Linked DNA regions of Homo sapiens: region 2 is linked to region 1. Evidence: read pairs that join two places in POLR2A ChIA-PET (ENCODE). Cell type or tissue: Panc1. All regions are shown on one strand. Each heading gives the region's core, and the rest is flanking DNA. Links, peaks and the distances in the headings are about the cores only.

Region 1 (7,452 bases), core at 1-4,000:
CACACCAAAGAAAGTGCCACTGCCTCCTCCTCCTCAGTGGATGCCACCAAGCCCCGAGGAGGACAACCTTTTCCTTAATCTCCTTGAAACCCAGGCAAACTTTGACAAAAGGAAAGGTGTTTCCAGTGTGTTGTTAACTGAACCTTGGTTGCTTGGCAGTATGCAGTTCTTGTCTAATTTACCCCAAGGAAATGTCTGTGTGATGTATTTTTAATTTGCTGAAGAAGGATAAGTGTTCAAACCTTTGTACATTTATGCTGAAATTAATTTTTCAAAGTCCACATAACTTCAGTGCTGTGGGATAGTCCTTAAGAACAGAAATTATGACCAACCATAATAAATGACACATTTTTGTGAAATGTCATCTCTCATAAAGTTGTTGTGAAACTTAAAGAGGATGAAGCTTGGAAACCACCCAGCACCATGCTTGGCATATGAGTTGCCTTTCCTCTTATTCCCTTTCTAGCTCTTGGGGTAATAGAAGCTACAAGACGTAAAATTCCTGTGTGTATGGGGTAGGAATAGCTTTGGCTGTAAATAACAGAAAACTCAACACAAGAGCATAAAGAAAGAAGATCGGCCAGGCCTGGTGTCTCACGCCTGTAATCCCAGCACTTTGGGAGGCTGAGGCGGGTGGATCACCTGAGGTCAGGAGTTTGAGACCAGCCTGGCCAACGTGGTGAAGCCCCGTCTCTGCTAAAAATACAGAATTTAGCCGGTGTGCTGATGTGCGACTATAATCCCAGTTACCAGGGAGACTGAGGCAGGAGAATTGCTTGAACTTGGGAGGAGGAGGGTGCAGTGAACTGAGATTGTACCACTGCACTCCAGCCTGGATGACAGATGACAGAGCAAGACTCTGTCTCAAAAAAAAAAAAAAAAATCTTTTTCCCTCACAAGTCTGATGTTGGAATCTGGAATCTGTGGGTTTGGTTTTAGTCTGGGAGCCCACTAAACCTATGGCTAATAGTTGTTCAATTCTCCTGGCCTTTTCTTCAGGCATATTGGTAAATAGAGGTAGCCAAGGGAGAAAATGGTCAAGAATGGGTCTTGGGTCATCTAACTTGTAATATTTGCTACACTGAAGCTTTCAGTGTAATTCTTAGCTGTTCTGCAAAGCTGGGGAGGGAGTTGGAGTTGGTGGTCAGTTAGCAAGAGTCAACTTTGCTTTCTCCCCTTTGTGTAACTAAAAGACCCAGTAGAGCACAGTCAGATCCCATCTGGAACATATAGGGGTGTGTTAAGCTGCACAGTCAGTAGGAAGCCATTTCATGGGAGCCAATTGTTAAATTTTTAGGAATTTTGTGAGCCAGCTGATAAACAGACATTATTAAAAGTTGAATTATAGGCTGGGTGCAGTGGCTCACGCCTGTAATCCCAGCACTTTTGGAGGCCGAGGGCGGCGGATCACCTGAGGTCAGGAGTTCGAGACCAGCCTGGCCAACATGGCGAAACCCCATCTCTACTAAGAATACAAAAATTAGCCGGGTGTGGTGGCACATGCCTGTAATCCCAGCTACTTGGGAGGCTGAGGCAGGAGAACGGTGTGAACCTGGGAGGCGGAGCTTGCAGGGAGCCAAGATTGCGCCACTGCACTCCAGCCTGGGCGACAGAACAAGACTGTCTCAAAAAAAAAAAAATTGAATTATATGAACTTATAATTAAATGAAGTGCATACAAAAAGATAATAAATACTCAAACACCATCACAAATAATACTCAAATGCTACATTTTACTATTAACTATGCTCTTGGGGATATTTATGTCTACTGTATCTGTATGGTATTTTTAAAATGTGTTACTGTGCATTTCTTCCCATCTCTAAGTTTAGTAGTAGTATGTTGATGGCTTCAAATTGGCCATGGGAGTATTTAAACCAAAAGAAATCAGCAAATGCCACAAATCTGTCAATTATTTATTTGAGAGAATTAGTTGCTGAACATTCACCAGCACACCACTGGGCTCAATCCTAAAAATCAGTAATTTGGAGACAGGATGGAAGTGCATGTACATTTGGGATAATTAAGTAGGAATTTCAAAACGATTTTCAGATCCTTGCCAGAGATAAAACACAAACAAGTGGTTTCTTGTGTTCGAAACTAATGCAATAAGAATGCGCTTCATAGGCTGCTTTCGTTTTGCAGGGATACAGAGAGAAGTGTCATTTCCTCAGCTCTTGGTACTTAAGAGTCATTCCCAAACAACAGTGTTCATTGTCACTATCATCCTTAATAAAAACTCACTGCACCTCTACTATGAGTGAGATTCTGAGCTTAACCAAGTGACATAAAAGATGACCTCTGTTTTCAAGGAGCTGATGATTAAACTAGAATATTCACAGAAAAAAATAAATGAGAGAAGTCTATTCTGAATGCTTCATACTTTCTCTTCATAGCACTTACCTTGATTTGTAAATATACACATACACACAAATATTTATATTTATATATTTGTGTATATATTATATCTATACACACACACATACATAGTGTATACTTGCGTAAATGTTTGTTTCATATTGTGTCTTCTATTAGCCCACAAGTTCCATTGGGGTGGCAGCTGCATCTCATTGTTCACAGCAGCGTCCTTGTATCTGCTCAGTGTCTGGCAGATAGTAGGTACTCAATTAATGTTTGTGGAATGTACATAAATAAAAGAAATGAACATTATGGACAATTGGAGCTATAAGAGATGAGAGGAAGGAACACTTAGCAATGACTGGAATGATTGGAAAGGCTTTAAGGAGGTGCTAGGACTTGAGTAGGACTTCGAAGGAAGGGTAAGGCATAAATTAGTTACATGACACATTCTACAGAAGATATGTAAGCCTGGAATGGAAAGTTTATTCCTTTTGTTGGAGTTGGAACAAACCCAGTGGAGCTTCTGGGTTAGGGTCACCAGGGTTATATTCAACTGAACTGTGGTATTACCTGGACTCGAAGGAGCTAGATGCAATTTGAGAAGCAAATGCAGATCAAGGCCCGGAAAGGAACTCAAGGTTGAGTGAAAAGAACGATATCCATTCAGAGATCTAAAGGACAATTTTGAGGTCGCACCTAAGAGACTAGGGAAGCAAAAAAATGCAGGATGGCAAGCAAGGCTGGAAGAGGCAGAGTTTTATTTAGCCTGTGCTCTTCTTCTTCTTTTTTGCCAAGTAAGTTTGGTTTATTAGAACATAACACACTTTAAGCTTGTTAGAAACTTACTTACACATAAAATAAACAGAGCTTAGAATGTTTTCGTTTTATTATTATTTTAAATTAGAGACGGGATCTTGCTATGCTTCCCAGACTGGTCTCAAACTTCTGGACTGAAGTGATCCTCCTGCCTTGGCTTCCTAAAGTGTTGGGATCATAGGCATCTGCCACCAGCCCCGACCTAGAATATTTTCTTTTCTTTCTTTTTTTTAAATTTTTTTGAGACAGAGTCTTACTCTGTCTCCCAGACTGGAGTGCAGTCTGGGTTCGAGCGATTCTCACCTCAGCCTCCGAAATAGATGGGCTTACAGGGATGTAAAAATTACCACGCCCTGCTAATTTTTGTACTTTTAGTAGAGACGGGGTTTCACCATGTTGGCCAGGGTGGTCTTGAACTCCTGGCCCCAAGTGATCTTTCCATCTCGGCCTCCCAAGGTGCTGGGATTATAGGTGTGAACCGCTGCACCCAGCCTAAAATATTTTCTTGATGGCTATTACAATAAGAAATAAAAATATAATAACTTTGTTTCCCCACTCTTTGTAGCCTCATTTCCCTCACTCCCTATTGGGCATTCAATATATAGTTCCAGATAGAATAAAATAAATCCTCAATACGAGATTAAGCTTAAAAGACTATTCAGGAAACCATTTTTTGAACAAAACTAAACCAGAACATGTTTCTCACAAATGCCAATTAAAGAAACAAGAAATAAAATCCCTATCATTATTAATATATTTAAATATAATGTGCATCTTGCCACAGGCTGCATTTTAGGATACTTATTTCAGATGTATTAGGGAAATTTTGGAAATACAAAAAAGATGAAAAATTAATGCTAAAGGAGTAATTATAAATCAAGACAGAAATGATATTATGGGCCAGGCGCAGGGACTCACGCCTGTAATCCCAGCACTTTGGGAGGCTGGGGCAGGCGGATCACCTGAGGTCAGGAGTTCAAGACCAGCCTGGCCAACATGGTGAAACCCTGTCTCTACTAAAAATACAAAATTAGCCAGAAGTGGTGGCACACGCCTGTCATCCCAGCTACTCGGGAGGCTGAGGCAGGAGAATCACTTGAACCCGGGAGGTGTAGGTTGCAGTGAGCTGAGATCATGCCATTGTACTCCAGCCTGGGCAAAAAGAGTGAAACTCCATCTCAAAAACAAACAAACAAAAATTATGGAAGCATTGTACACAAATCAAAGTGGGAAAATTGTTTTAGAAGTAGGTAAGTCAAGATAAGAAATATCAGAAAAAAAAAGCCCTTTCTTTTTTCAACCAAGATTTGCTAAAAGGTTTTTGTTGTCCAGTAATTCACATTGATCCACAAAGACAGCATTAAACAAAATAGGCTTAAACTGTAATATAAGATATTTAGGTTGCATAATACAAGATTTGTTTCAGTGAAGATTACTAACCAACAGAATTTTGGTATAATAAATATAAATGTCTTTTCATATATTTTTATTTTATTGAGCAAATGTAAGAGGGTTGATAATCTATCACATCTCTTCTATGCTTTTTGCTTCAGGGTATTTACAGATTTAACAGGGTTTTTTTCCTCTTGTTATTTATTCAATTATAATTAAAGACTTTACCTGCAGAAATAAGTCACATGAAATAACAATGGAAAATCTGAACAAAATTGATTACTTCCAAATATCATTTCACAAAACAACCATTCTGTCTTATGGTATATCCCAAATATATTAGGGAAAACAAGAATAAGATGATAATTCTTTATTTTCTTTCCTCTTACATCACAAAAAGTAAGCAAAAACAACAAATAAGAATCGCTACCAGGTGTGGTGGCTCATGCCTGTAATCCCAGCACTTTGGGAGGCCAAGGAGGGAGGATTGCTTGAACTCAGGAGTTGGAGATCAGCCTGGGCAACATAGCAAGAACTTGTCTCTACTAAGAAAATAAAAATGAAAAAATAAAAATAAAAAATCAGCTGGGCATGGTGACACATGCCTATAGTCCCAGCTATTTGGGATGTTGAGGTGGTAGGATCTCTTGAACCTGGGAGATCAAGGTTCCAGTGATCTGTGATCATGCCACTGCACTCCAGCCTGGGTGACAGAACGAGACCCTATCTCAAAAAAAAAAAAAAAAAAAAAAAAAAGAATTGCTAATGCAACCCATATTTTAAAGATTTATCCTGCATCTAGATGTCAAAGGAATAAAGGAGTGAACAAAAAGGGAACTATATTGATTCAGTGATTAAGGAATAAATGTTTTGTAGAAAACTTAAAGGTTTTCTTTTTTTTTTTTTGAGATGGAGTCTTGCTCTGTCGCCCAGGCTAGAGTGCAGTGGTACGATTTCGGCTCACTACAACCTCCGCCTCCTGGGTTCAAGCAATTTTCTGCGTCAGCCTCCTGAATAGCTGGGATTCCAGGCACCTGCCACCACACCCGGCTAAGTTTTGTATTTTTAGTAGAGATGGGGTTTCACCATCTTGGCCAGGCTGGTCTTGAACTTCTGACCACCTGCCTCGGCCTCCCAACGTGCTGGGATTATAGGCGTGAGCTACTGCGCCTGGCTGAAAACTTGAAGTATTTTTAGAAAAAGAGAAGAATTAAGTTTTCATAAAAGAAAATCTAAAACTAGAATGGGATAAAAGATTCCTAGGGCAGGTTGATAATATTCCAAGTGATGCTAAATACCTATTTATGGAAACAAATGGTTTTTTTCTTCTGTCGAGTTGCACCTATGCAAGACAGATGAGACAATGACTATGCACATTTACATTTTATGCTAAGACAAGGGAAGAATGAAAGCCTGGCTAGTTCTTGTACTTGTCTCTTTTTTAAAATATTAAGAAGAAAATGAAATGGAAAGAATGATTTAGAAAAGAAAAAAGGAGTATAGCTTGAGTACCATGAAGATGGCTCATTTAAGGAAGTGGTATAATGACAAGTTCAATAATTAAGATACTTTTCTTTTATTTCAGAGCCAACAAGAGGCAGTGTGCTCTAGAACAGCATTTCTTAAACATTTCTTAACCCCCTGGGGGTCATAAGAAGCCAATTCTCATTGAGCAGTTCTGGGGCAGGGCCTGATAGTCTGCATTTCTAGCAAGCTCCAAGGTAAAGCCATGCTTGCTGCTAGTCCAAGGCCAACACTTGGATCAGTAAAGCTGTAAAATTAATGTTAATCTAAGTCATAAAGAAGACAAATGAAAATGTCAGATAATTTTGTCCTAGGGAGAAGATTTAAAGCCCGGCTAATTTTTTGTATTTTTAGTAGAGACGGGGTTTCACCGTGTTAGCCAGGATGGTCTCGATCTCCTGACCTCGTGATCCGCCCGCCTCGGCCTCCCAAAGTGCTGGGATTACAGGCGTGAGCCACCGCGCCCGGCCGTACTCTTGATTTTTACATCCCATCGCCCTGCCCAGTTTTTCCCCCTCCTGCCTTTCCCATTTCATTGAATGGAATCTGTCTATTCTCCCTGGTACTCCTCATCCTTAATATTTCCCTTTCCTTCACCAGTCCTCCTTCCCACCAAGCCACAGCTAATCCAACAGCAAAACAAGTTCAATTAATTCTCTCTCTCTCTGTTTTTTTTTTTTTTGAGATGGAGTCTTGCTCTGTGGCCCAGGATGGAGTATAGTGGCAGGATCTCGGCTCACTGCAACCTCCACCTCCCAGGTTCAAGCGATTCTCCTGCCTCAGCCTCCCAAGTAGCTGTGCCACCATGCCCAGCTAATTTTTGTATTTTTAGTAGAGACAGGGTTTCACCATTTGGCCAGGCTGGTCTTGAACTACTGACCTCAGGTGATCTGCATGCCTCGGCCTCCCAAAATGCTGGGATTACAGGTGTGAGCCACTGCACCCGGCCCAAGTTCAATTAATTGTACCTCCACAATATATCTTGACTCCAATGACATCTCCTCTACTGACATATCTGTAATCCAGGATAACATCTGGACCACTCTGACTAGCTTTCTACCTAGTTTCTCAGCTGCCATTCTCACTCTTCTGTCTGTTCTCCACAAGAAACCAGAGTGATCTTTTAAAAATGTAAATTAGCCAATATCTCTCATGAACTTAGATGCAAAAATATTTAACAAAATATTAGCAACTTGAATCAAGCAATGTATAAAAAATTATATACCATGACCAAGTGGGATTTATTCCAGGGATACTGGGCTGCTTCAGTATTTGAAAATCAAATAATGTTATCCACAACATTAACAGACTAAAGAAGAAAATTCACATAATTATCTTGATTGATGAAGAAAAAAACATT
Region 2 (11,896 bases), core at 7,897-11,896, 55 kb before region 1:
TTTCTAGGTACAAGTAATCATTTTAAATGCTATAGTCTCTCAACTCTCTCTAAGAAACTGGAACACCAATTAAACTGGGGTTCTGATAATCTAATAGATGACGCTAAAGACATTTCTCATTTTACTAAACATCATTTCAAACCTATAAAATTCTTCATGATATTAGTTAAGAGCTATGGAAAAATTATGCACTGTCTGAAAAAAAATGTAGGCAATTTTATGAGCCAGATGGGATATTTGTCATTTTTCAGATTGTTTTAATCCTCCCATGTAACTTGTCTTTTTTATAGCACAGAAAATCTTCTTTTTCAATACATTTTTCTATAAAAAGATGAAACTAAATGATGTTTACCTTTTGGAAAGTCGATACAGGTGAAACAGCAAACATATTTCCCTCTCCAAACACTTCTGCCCAATTCCTTTGAGACACTTTCATTCTGTTTTTAAAATGGTATTCATTATCAGGATTGAAAGCCTAGATTCAAAGAGAACAGAGAAACATTATTATCTATTTCTATAGCAACACATATTAGCATTAGAAAAGAAGATAAAAATATAGCCTTTGACTCCCCTCATTAATGGGATCTTTCAAGAATACACCGAAAGCATACGCCTTAGCTAGTGCAAAAGTGCTAAGAATTAATGTGCTATTCTCCTGTCCTGTTCAGTGTTCACTGTGAAGGAAGAGGAGGAGGTAACAGGATAAGAGGTCTGACTCAAGGCAGTGTGATGCCAATGCCCCAAGTGTGCTAGGGCTACCGGGGATGAGATGAGGAACAGAGGCACTGAGGGCAGAAGTCAGGAGGGGAAAATATGAGGGTCCCTTCTTCATGCAGCTACTGTTACCTGTTGGGGGAAAAGGCCAGAAACCAAACTCCATCTACATGAACACTCCATATGAAAGTATTTAAGACATGAATAATCGGGGAGAGGTAAGAGAAAGGCATTTAATCATTCCGTAAGTTGAAAAACCCATTAAAATTAGAAAAGCACTTCTTTCAAACTGAGAACACAAGATGGTTGCTCTGCTTTTAAAATAAAGACAAAGGATCCTAACAGCTAATATCCTTAACGATAAAATTATTATCACTCATTATTAATTACAAGTCAGAGAACAGCAAGTATTTTAAACAAAATCAAAACACAAAGTACTTAATTTTAGAGATACTATACCATTGTAAGCACACCCAGGAGACCAGTGGGAATTGGATCTTGTTTTATTCTCTCTGCGACCAGTTCTATTAATAGCATCAACATGTTGTAAATTCCTTCATGAATTTCAGTACCCCACTTGTGAACAGCACTTGATGTCAGGAGCTATAAAAACATAAAGGGCAATCTAGAGTCTAACTTGAAAAAAGAAAATAAATCTACAGTTTATCAAGTCCATCTCAAATAAGTGAGAGATTATGATGAAAATACTTTTTTATGTAGATGATTGGCTTTTAAAAGACCCATAGCTGTAGTTCATCTACTTGCCCATTTATTTCAAAGTCAATACAGAGTTTTGCTTTTGAATTTTAATTCTCTTGCATGAAAGCACTTTGTTTAAAAGAAAAATTTTATTTGGTCCTCTACTTTTCATAATTACAAGGGTAGGTCAAATGGTGCCGAGCAAGGTAAAAACCTGAGATCAATTCCAGTATTACTGTTTTCTAGCTGTGTGGCCTTGAACAAATTTACCTGAGTTCTCAACGGCTCAGTTCTCTTATCTCTAAAGAGGCATAACTCTTACCTACTTCATACAAATGTTATGAGGATTAAAAGATATAACAAATATAAAAGCATTTTATAAATGGTAAGGCATTATTAATATATCTTGATGGCTGGCTGTCCATATTAATATTTCTGGAACCTAAGAAATGAATGCTGTATTGCACGGATTCTAACATACATATCCTTTTAATATTTTTTAACATCTCAGAAATAGGATAATTTTTTTCTACCTGTTGACTAGATGACAGCAGGACTCAGAATGTGAAAAAAAATCTTAGAAATATCTTAACAGTTTATTTGGCTTACATTTTCCTTTTTGGTATGTACAAAATAATATTTTTTTTTAATTGTTTAAGCAAATCTAAATTAGCTCTAAGTTTTAAGACATTAAACTGTTTACTTTGTAGCTATGTTTCTTAAACATAAAACATCAAATATAAAACAATGGTACAAATCTTATAATTAGATACTTTCTTAGATTCCTTAAAAAGTAGAGAAATTGAATGCCCTTAATTCTCAGTCTTCTGGTCTTTGGGGAAGTGTAGAACAAGTGCCAGAACAAGAAATGAAAAATCAAAGGATTTCACTTAAATTGGTATGGTGGTTTCATGTTTTTGTAAGATTTTTCAAAGGGAAAATACTATGCAACAAATATTCAAAGGGAAAATACTATACAACAAAAATTTCATCTTGGCTTCACTGAGAACCTCTTTAAAAAGAGCAGGCTGGAAGAGCCCAAACTGTAATAGCTGCAGAGAAAAACCTCGGTTCCAGATTTTCTAAATACTAATTAGCCGCACTACTTGCTCAAATTAGCAGAAGTCATAAGACTGATTTTATGTAAACCAGTAAGTTACTATTTTTTGCAGAATTTTTTTTGCCTGACTATATATTCCTCCTATAGTTAAAAATTAAATAATAAAGCAAAACAAAGCAGAGATTACCAATTAAGAAGCTTCAAGTGACTACAAAATAAAAATGTATGTGGATTAAGCAGCAATCCCTCTGGCACCATTCCATTTGCTCATTTTTCACTTTGAAAATGCAATTCTGCCTACATTCTAGAAGAGATAGGGAAAGGCAGGCAGTACCTTGTGAAGAAGATGCACACAAGGTTTAAACATAACCATGCACTATGGTCAAACCTGAATTATCTTCTCTGCCTGAATACACTAGTAAAAATCCAGGCTAGCCTGAAGGTAAAAGGTGAAGAAGGTGGAAATGACAACAAAGCTCCTTTGTGCACCTTATTTATGTAATCACATATCATTCATACCCTTACTTCTAAAAGAAAATGTGTGACAGCTCGTGAGAAAAGCCTGGGGAATTGGGGAGAGGGATGGTCATCGAACCGAGAAACACAGCTAGGTAAGTAGTACCAATTATATCAAATCCTACTGAGTTTTCTGGCAGACAAGCCTAAAGGCACACAGAACTCTAGCTCTTCTGATTTAATAAAAGAAAGTATGCCTAATTGACGGGGAGGAGAACCTTTTTAATAGCTCTAAAGTGCAAAAGAATTTAATATTTTTACTTTAACAAAACTGAATAATATAAGGCATGGTACCTTTGTACTCACAGTTTTACAGAAAAATGACCAACCATGTGACCATTTATTATACTGCTCCTAACAGCTGAAGGCATGAGACAAAACAGTTTTCTGAAGTATCTCTGTACAGAGTTAGAGTATTATATTCCAAATATGCAACTTGCTGGTGAATGGACTGGATACACGGATTTCTGGATCTGGAGATCCTCAACCTTGAATAAGTCCTTTTCCACAACTCTGAATACACTTTTCCTTTTAAGTTTATGCATCCACTGTGATGTGTGTCACAGTATGTTACAATATAACAATTTTGCTATTTTTATTTTACTTTTTTTAAATTTTGTAGAGACAGGGGTCTCACATGTTGCCCAGGCTGGTCTGAAACTCCTGGCCTCAAGATGTCCTCCCGCTTTTGGCCTCACAAAGTGCTGGGATTATAGTGCGAAGCACTGGGCCTAGCCAATTTTGGATTTTTTAAAAGCTGCTGTAATTCTTAAAAGCTTAAAATTATTTTAAACTACAAACTGATGGATGAGCTAATCTAAAATGAAGATAAATCTTCATTTCATATAATCTTTGCCCAAATGACAATTTGAAAAGATTTCTCCATTTTTTAAAAAATGAAGCTACTTTTGCTTCTAAAATTAATTATATATATATTTTTTAAGGCTTGAATCAAGGGAGATTCTGCCTACCAAAATGCAACTGGGAATAACTATTTGCAAATGAACTCTTTGTTTTACTGGGTCTCTTTTTTTTTTTTTTTTTTTTTTTTTGAGACGGAGCCTCGCACTGTCACGCGGGCTGGAGTGCAATGGTGTGATCTTGGCTCACTGCAACCTCCACCTCCCGGGTTCAACAGATTCTCCTGCCTCAGCCTCCTGCGTAGCTGGGATTATAGGTGCCCACCACCAGGCCCAGCTAATTTTTTGCATTTTTAGTAGAGATAGGGTTTCACTATGTTGGCCAGGCTGGTCTTGAACTCCTAACCTTGTGATCTGCCTGCCTTGGCCTCCCAAGGTGCTGGGATTACAGGCGTGAGCAATTGCACCCGGCCTTAACTGGGTCTTAAGATAAACGCAAACATTACCCATCTGTAGTTCTAGTGACTTATTTACATATTGGACAAAAATGGGTGTCAAAATCCAGCAGTTAAGCCAGCAAAAGAATCATTCATTGCAACTTTTCTGAGCTCTTTCTATGAGCTAGGCACTTAGTTATATGCTGGGGGAAAGGGCAGTATGTTAACAGACACAGTCCTTGCTCTAATGAGGATTCAAGGCTCATCTGCTAAAAAGGGAGGCTGATTCAGTCTGTTTTTAGAAACACAATTCTTGTGATCTCCCATTCCCATTGTTAAGAAACACTGCTTTCTAAGAGATGTGACCCAAATGGAAGTAGGCATATCACTCTGGCTCTAATAGAGATGGTGCCTTATGCATGTCAGTGAGAATACCTAGTCAATCTTTTAGTAGTTTAAAATGTCTTCTCCTGTCTCACACACTTAAAATGGCTCATATTTTGATAAGTGTATACTGTCTTTCTAAGTGCCACAAGCCTTTGTTTACTAATATGTGCAATATCCTAGTATAATTAAGTCTTAATCTATTAAGTCTAGTATAATTAAGTCTTAATCTATTCTTTAGCAATTAAATAGTAGGAAGTATTTATTATTAATAAAAGTTATATTTAACCAAAGACACATACAGACAATATAAAAGAAGTAAATCATTTATAAGCCCCAAATTCAGAGTTCCGTTTTTCATATTAGAGGATTCCTCAGTTAAACAAGATTCATAAACTGGTCTTATACATAAAAAACTAAAATTAAAACAAAAAGCTTCTCTTCCTTCACCCTGCCCCCACCCCGACACACACAAAATATCACAGCAGCACATTTTTCTTACCTTTTTAAATGCTTCAGGCATACACCTGTCCATAAACCTTCTACAATTCTCATCAGACTCGGAAAGACCTTAGTAAAATGCATGAAATAATATACTTTATTTAAGTCAGACTCAGAAAGACCTTAGTAAAATGAATGAAATAATACACGTTATTTAGGTCTTTGGTAGTTCGTAAAAATCATATACATCATTCTAAATCCATACATATGGAACTATGTCATAGGAACCTTAGTTCTTACGAAATTATTAAAAGTAGAATATATACCTTTGATGAAGGAAAGGCTGAGAAATAACCATAGCATTAGATTAAATAAATACCAATTGAACTGAAATGATTGAACTTACATTTCCATGTCAGAGTAACTTCAATGATCTGATTAAATAGCTAATAAAACACCAACAGCAGCTACTTACTAGCCATTATTATTTCCCTAAAAAGTTCTATAGAAACACAAATATTTTCTAATCCCAGAACTTTGGGAGGCCGAGGCAAGAGGATCACTTGAGCCCAAGAGTTTGAGACCAGCCTGGGCGACACAGTGAAACCCCGTCCCTACAAAAAATAAAAAGCTGGGTGTGGTGGTGCTTGCCTGTTGTCCCGGCTACTTGGGAGGCTGAGGTAGGAGGATCACTTAAGCCTGGGAGGTTGAGGCTGCAGTGAGACATGACTACGCCATTGCACTGCAGCCTAAGCAACCCTGTCTCAAAAATCAAAAACCAAAAAAAAAAAAACAACAAAAACAAAAACAAAAACCAAAAAACCACACAAATATTTGCAATAAATGCCTAAATTACTCTTCTTCCCTAAAACAAACCAATGAACTCCATTACACAGATTTGTGTCTGGCACAATTCACATAGTAAGTGATAAATACTTGCTAAGTTAATGAATAAGTTCCCTGTAAAATCATCTTTTGGAAAAAGTACATTTCTTTATTAAACTCAATAATAGGTTTTGCTTATCATTGGGAATACTGCTAAACACACTCTCTTTTTTTCAGACCCACTGCCTAGCATAGTACCTAGATCCTAACAGGTGCTCAATAAATGCTACTGCTGAGAAGCCAGTCAGAAATACACCATATTCTGGCCATATTCATTTCATAACTGAATTCAATATGAAAAAATAAGTTATTTTCTCTTTTTTTAGTACAGGTGTTCATACTGACACCCACTCTTCCAACCTATTGATATTTTATTATTTTAATAGCTTGATATTTATAAAGCTTAAAACAATGTCAGGTACTTAATAAGCACAAGTTTGTTAAATAAATATAACTTTCTTCTCTTAAAAAAAAAGCTGTTGAATTGATGAGCCTTAATTTAAAGTACTCCAAGCTTCTGTGGAAAAAGTTAATTTCAATTTCCATTAAGCTTTTCAATTATATTTTAAATAATCTTATACTCTATCAAAGGTAGAAGAAAACAATTAATTTGGTTCAAAGCTTTTCTTCTGCAGGAGATAAGTGAAGACTAAGAGAATAAATGATCTGTCCAATAACACACAGCTAGGCAACAACAAAGGCTAAGATTAAACTCAGGCCTTCTATGAAACAAATGTCCTCATGTGTTCTAAGGTCTGAAAACTTACCAAGTCTTGCTAGGTAGGTAGATGCCAACAGGCATTTGCCTAGTGATTCTTCTCGCTTGTAAGGGATGGACCAATGATCAGTCAAAACACGGCTTTCCAGTTCATATAAATTTGTTGTAGGGAATTCAATTCCTTCCCCTGAGCAGTTTCCATTCTCATCATTCTTCTGACGAAAAGGGATTAAGATAAAAAGCAAATAAAACTAATTAGTGATTACTCTAAAAATTTCCTATGTAACACAGAGCAGATACTGAATCAATGGTAGCTATTAATACCAATAGCATGGATTCTACCTTTCTTTCCTATAATCACATCTTTCACCAAGAATATCTCAAATATTCTCAACTTTTATCATTTTGGCATCTCTACTCGCTCGCTTAGAAGGTGACCTCATCTCTTTCGTTAAAAATGAACTGTCCAGGCCGGGCGCAGTGGCTCACACCTGTAATCCCAGCACTTTGGGAGGCCGAGACGGGTGGATCACGAGGTCAGGAGATCGAGACCATCGTGGCTAACACGGTGAAACCCCGTCTCTATTAAAAATACAAAAAAATTAGCCAGGTGTAGTGGCGGGCGCCTGTAGTCCCAGCTACTCGGGAGGCTGAGGCAGGAGAATGGCGTGAACCCGGGAGGCGGAGCTTGCAGTGAGCAGAGAGCTGAGATTGCACCACTGTACTCCAGCCTGGGCAACAGAGTGAGACTCCGTCTCAAAATAAATAAATAAATAAATAAATAAATAAATAAATAAATAAATAAATAAATAAAAAGAACTGTCTAGGCCGGACATGGTGGCTCATGCCTGTAACCCTAGCACTTTGGGAGGCTGAGGTGGGAGGATCACTTGAGCTCAGGAGTTCAAGACCAGCCTGAGCAACAGAGTGAGAGCCTGTCTCTCTACAAAACAAAACAAAACAAACAACAACAACAACAAAAAACTGCCCATTTCTCATGATAAAATATCAAATGCTTGCCTTCATCAACAACCCTCCTGTCTTCACATTTCTTTTCTCACTGAGGGGATAAATTCTTCAAAGAGGTATCTATATTTGCCATCTTCATCTCCACACCACTGACTCATTCCTGACAACACCCCAATCTGGATTCCAGAGTCCCTATTCTCCAAAATGGCTACTGTTAAGGTCATCACTGAACTTTATTTCACTAAATCCAATTAAGTCTCAGTCCTAACCTTACCTCTCAGGAGTATCGGACCTTCTGCCCACTCCCTCCTCTTGAAATGCTGGCTTCTTTTCCCTGCCTCCTAGAACAGCACACTCTCTGTTCTCCTCCCATGGGTCTGGCTGTTCTAGTCTGTCTCCTCTTCTGGTACATCTTCATCTTCCTAGTCATCAAATACTTCAGTTCCTCAAACCCCAGTGCTAAGCCGCCTTCTCTTTTTGTTCCTGTCGATTTCTCTGGTTGACCATATCCACACTCCAGATGTCAATTACCTCCTATCTGTAGATGACTCATACATTTCTATCTCCAGCTTAGACTTCTCCTCTGAGCTTCAGACCCACAAATGCAACTGCCTATTTGACATCTTCTCTAATTCAATGTTTGCCCCAAACCAAATTCATGATCCTTCCCCCGTAAATCCTGGTCCCCTTCTTGTGTTCTTCATCCCAGTGAATGGCACCAGATTCATCTAGTAGCATAGCCAGAAGCCAGGGGATCATTCTTAACATTTTGTTCTCCCATCCCCATTCCCAGGACCTGGTGATTGGACCTCATACATTTCTCTCCAATTCCATTCTTAACACTTGGTTCTCCCATCCCCATCCCCAGGACCTGGTGATTGGACCTCATACATTTCTCTCCAATTCCTCTACTTCTGTCCATCTCCACAGCTACCACCTAGCCCTGGTTTATGCCTAGATTACTTCACCAGCTCCCTAACTGGGCTCCATCTGCCTCATACACACATTTACTCTTCATACTGATCTTCATAAAGCACTAATCTGACGTTAACCTTAAAATCTTCATGGCTTTTCTCTGTTCTTAAGATAAGCCTAAATCATGTTTAAAATATTTTACAAGGCCTTGAATGGTCTATCCCCTAACTGTCTCTCTCTAGCTTTCTGCACTCCAGATCATTTCTCTGGGATTTAGCTTCTTGTCAGGCATAATGCTTCATGTATCGGACTATTTTCCCAAAAGGCCACAGCAGTATTTCTGGCCCCACATACTCTTCCAGAACCTTGTCTCTCTTCATAATAAAGTGGCATTTACTTCCCCTGGATCTGAACCAGGGTGGAACTGTGTGTGTGCATGCCTCGGTGAATAGAATACAGCAGAAAGAGACATGTCTAAGCCTAGGTCATGAAAGGCACTACAGCTTCCTCCTGGTTCTCTCTTGGGACACCCCCTCCTGCAACATGGACACCATGTCCTGAGGGAACCCAGGCTAAATGCAGAGGGCCCGTATGGTTGTTTTGTCCAATAGACTCACTAAGGTCTCATTGGACAACCAGCCCCTGAAGGCCAGAGGAGGAGCCTTCACATGAGTCCAGCCTACAGTCATCAAGTCATCCCCAGACTTAGTCTTCCAGCTGAGGTTCTCAGTATCATGGAGCAGAGATAAACTGCTGTCTGAATCCCATCCCCACAGAATCTACGGGCACAATCAATGGTTGCTTTACGCCACTATTCCTGAACTCATCTTTCTGTTCTCTTTAACCTACTTAACTCCTACACATCTTTAATTCTTTCAGGGAAGCCTTTCCAGAATTTCTAAAATAGACAAATTCCTTCAGTTATCATATACCCTTACCATCCTCAACCTCTCCTTCACAGCACTACTCACAGGTGTAATTTTACATTTATCTGTGATTTGTTTGCCCCTCACTAGACCAAGCTGCCTAAGGGCATGGACCTTATCTATTTTTGACCACCTCTGTATCTCTAGAAGCTGGCACCTAGCATAAAGTAGGTATTTAATAAATATTGTTAAATGGAAAAATAATCCATATAAAGCTTCAACTATTAATAGGGTAACTGCCAGACTTTCCTTCAGTTCTCACCATGCTAATTTGTAACAAAGCAAACAGGACCCCAAATTGCCTAATACGCACACTAGTTTGTATTTTTTTTTTTTGGAAACCTACATATCCTCACAATTTACTATATAATTTAATCATTACAAAATAAAATAATCCCATTTAAAAATCATGTTTAACCTCAATGAAGAAAAAGATCATAAATATAAAGCAGAAATCATAAAACACAGAAGAAAACTAACTTCAATGCCATATCAATGATATCTAAAGAAATCCAACACATTTCTCCCCCCACCCCAACAAAGTCTGTAACTAAATAAAACAAAAAACAGGAAGGTAATTAAGCATAGAAGACAATGTAAATTGGACAAGGGTAGAAGGAGGGGGTGATGAACTAAGTACGCTTAGAATCACAATGCATGGGAAAAATTCAGTTTTTAAAGCGTAACACTTTTCAGAAATACATTTAATTCATAAGTACTATAAGTAAGCCAATTTCACTTAAAGGAACCTGATAGGACTCAAATAGTAAAAAATTTAGCATAGTTTTAAATCTGCACACATGTGAAATGCTTAAATTTATTACCTTAGGATTAAAGTGGAATTAAGTCATATAAAAACAAAAAATTTCACTTGGCTGATTCCTAAGTGGGTATACGTCATTACTATGGAGTATCTATCATTAATTTCTATAGAGTTAATATATCAAATCATACATAAAATCATCAAATGTACTCAGTAGATGTAAAAACTAGAGCCTCTTTGGTGAAAGAAACAAAAGTCCCCTAGCATCATCAGTGTTAAGGACTGAATTGTGTCTACTCCCCCAAATCCAAGTCATCAATTGAAGCCCTAACTCTCAATGTGACTATATTTGGAGATAGTGCCTTTAAGGAGATAAACAAGGTTAAATGAGGTCATAAGGGTAGGGCCCTAATCCAATAAAACTTGTGTCTTAATGAGAAGGGGAAGGGACATCAGAGATCTCCCTGTTTGTCAGTGCACAGAGGAAAGGCCAGGTGAGGACACAGCAAGAAGGCAGCCCAGAAGAGAATCCTCACCAGAAACCAACTCTAATGACTTCTTTTTTATTTTTATTTTTTTTGAGACGGAGTCTCGCTCTGCTGCCAGGCTGGAGTGTAGTGGCACAATCTCAGCTCACAGCAACTTCCGCTTCCCGGGTTCAAGCGATTCTCCTGCCTCAGCCTCCCAAGTAGCTGGGACTATAGGCATGTGCCACCACGCCCGGCTAATTTTTGTATTTTTAGTAGAGACGGGGTTTCACCATGTTGGCCAGGATGGTCTCGATCTCTTGACCTCATCGTGATATGCCCACCTTGGCCTCCCAAAGTGCTGGGATTGCAGGCGTGAGCCATTGCGCCCGGCCTCTAATGACTTCTTGATCTTGGACTTCTAGCCCCAACTGTAAGAAAATAAGTTTCTGTAGTTTAAGCCACCCAGTCTGTGGTATTTTGTTATGGCAGCCTGTTGAGGCTGATTCTGAGGTGGGTGTAGTTCATTACCATGGGATATCCATCATTAATTTCTACAGAAATTAATAAATCAAACAACATATGAAATCGTCAAATGTACCTAGCAGATATTAAATCTAAGGGGGAGCAAGGGGGGAGATCTTATTATGTGCCTCCTGATATGGTGCACTGTAAACAGCACAATTCTCACTTCTTTGATATTCCCACCAAAAATGTATAACCTGAATCTAATAATGAGAAAACCCGAAATGAAAAACAGTCTTTTATTTTTTTTGAGACAGAGCCTCACTTTGTCACCCAGGCTGGAGTGCAGTGGCACCATCTTGGCTCACTGCAGCCTCCATCTCCTGGGTTCAAGCAATTCTCATGCCTCACCCTCCCGAGTAGCTGGGACTACAAGCGCATACCACCATGTCCAGCTCATTTTTGTATTTTTAGTAGAGAGAGACAGGGTTTCGCCATGTTGGTCAGGCTGGTCTTGAACTCCTGACCGCAAGTGATCTGCCCGCCTGGGCCTCCCAAAGTGCTGGGATTACAGGTGTGAGCCACCGTGCCTGGCCAAAAAACAGTCTAAAAATGGTCTAGCCTCTATTCCTAAAAAATGCCAGAGTCACCAAAGACAAGTACACTAGACAAATACG

Evidence for each region. ChIA-PET counts read pairs that join two places held together with the same protein. Peaks named below come from ENCODE experiments on the same cell type or tissue, not always from the same donor. Only the 100,000 strongest peaks of a DNase experiment are listed, where the experiment ranks them.
Region 2: POLR2A ChIA-PET joins it to region 1 with 7 read pairs; 5 of 35 experiments call an interaction of 5 or more read pairs at or near these places.

Annotation. Positions count from the first base shown.
Region 1 is chr1:55,233,814-55,241,265 of GRCh38, forward strand. It overlaps MIR4422HG (MIR4422 host gene), which reads left to right. Exons shown (of 2, transcript NR_146283.1): 2 at 1-364. Among named protein-coding and RNA genes, the nearest start is that of MIR4422, 12 kb to the left of the region's middle. RefSeq lists an enhancer at 6,491-6,990. In Panc1, for the core only: no CTCF peak of the experiment used is centred there; a DNase peak (open chromatin) is centred at 2,131.
Region 2 is chr1:55,171,204-55,183,099 of GRCh38, forward strand. It overlaps USP24 (ubiquitin specific peptidase 24), which reads right to left. Exons shown (of 68, transcript NM_015306.3): 2 at 6,764-6,929; 3 at 5,173-5,240; 4 at 1,174-1,317; 5 at 353-475. Among named protein-coding and RNA genes, the nearest start is that of USP24, 38 kb to the right of the region's middle. In Panc1, for the core only: no CTCF peak of the experiment used is centred there; no DNase peak of the experiment used is centred there.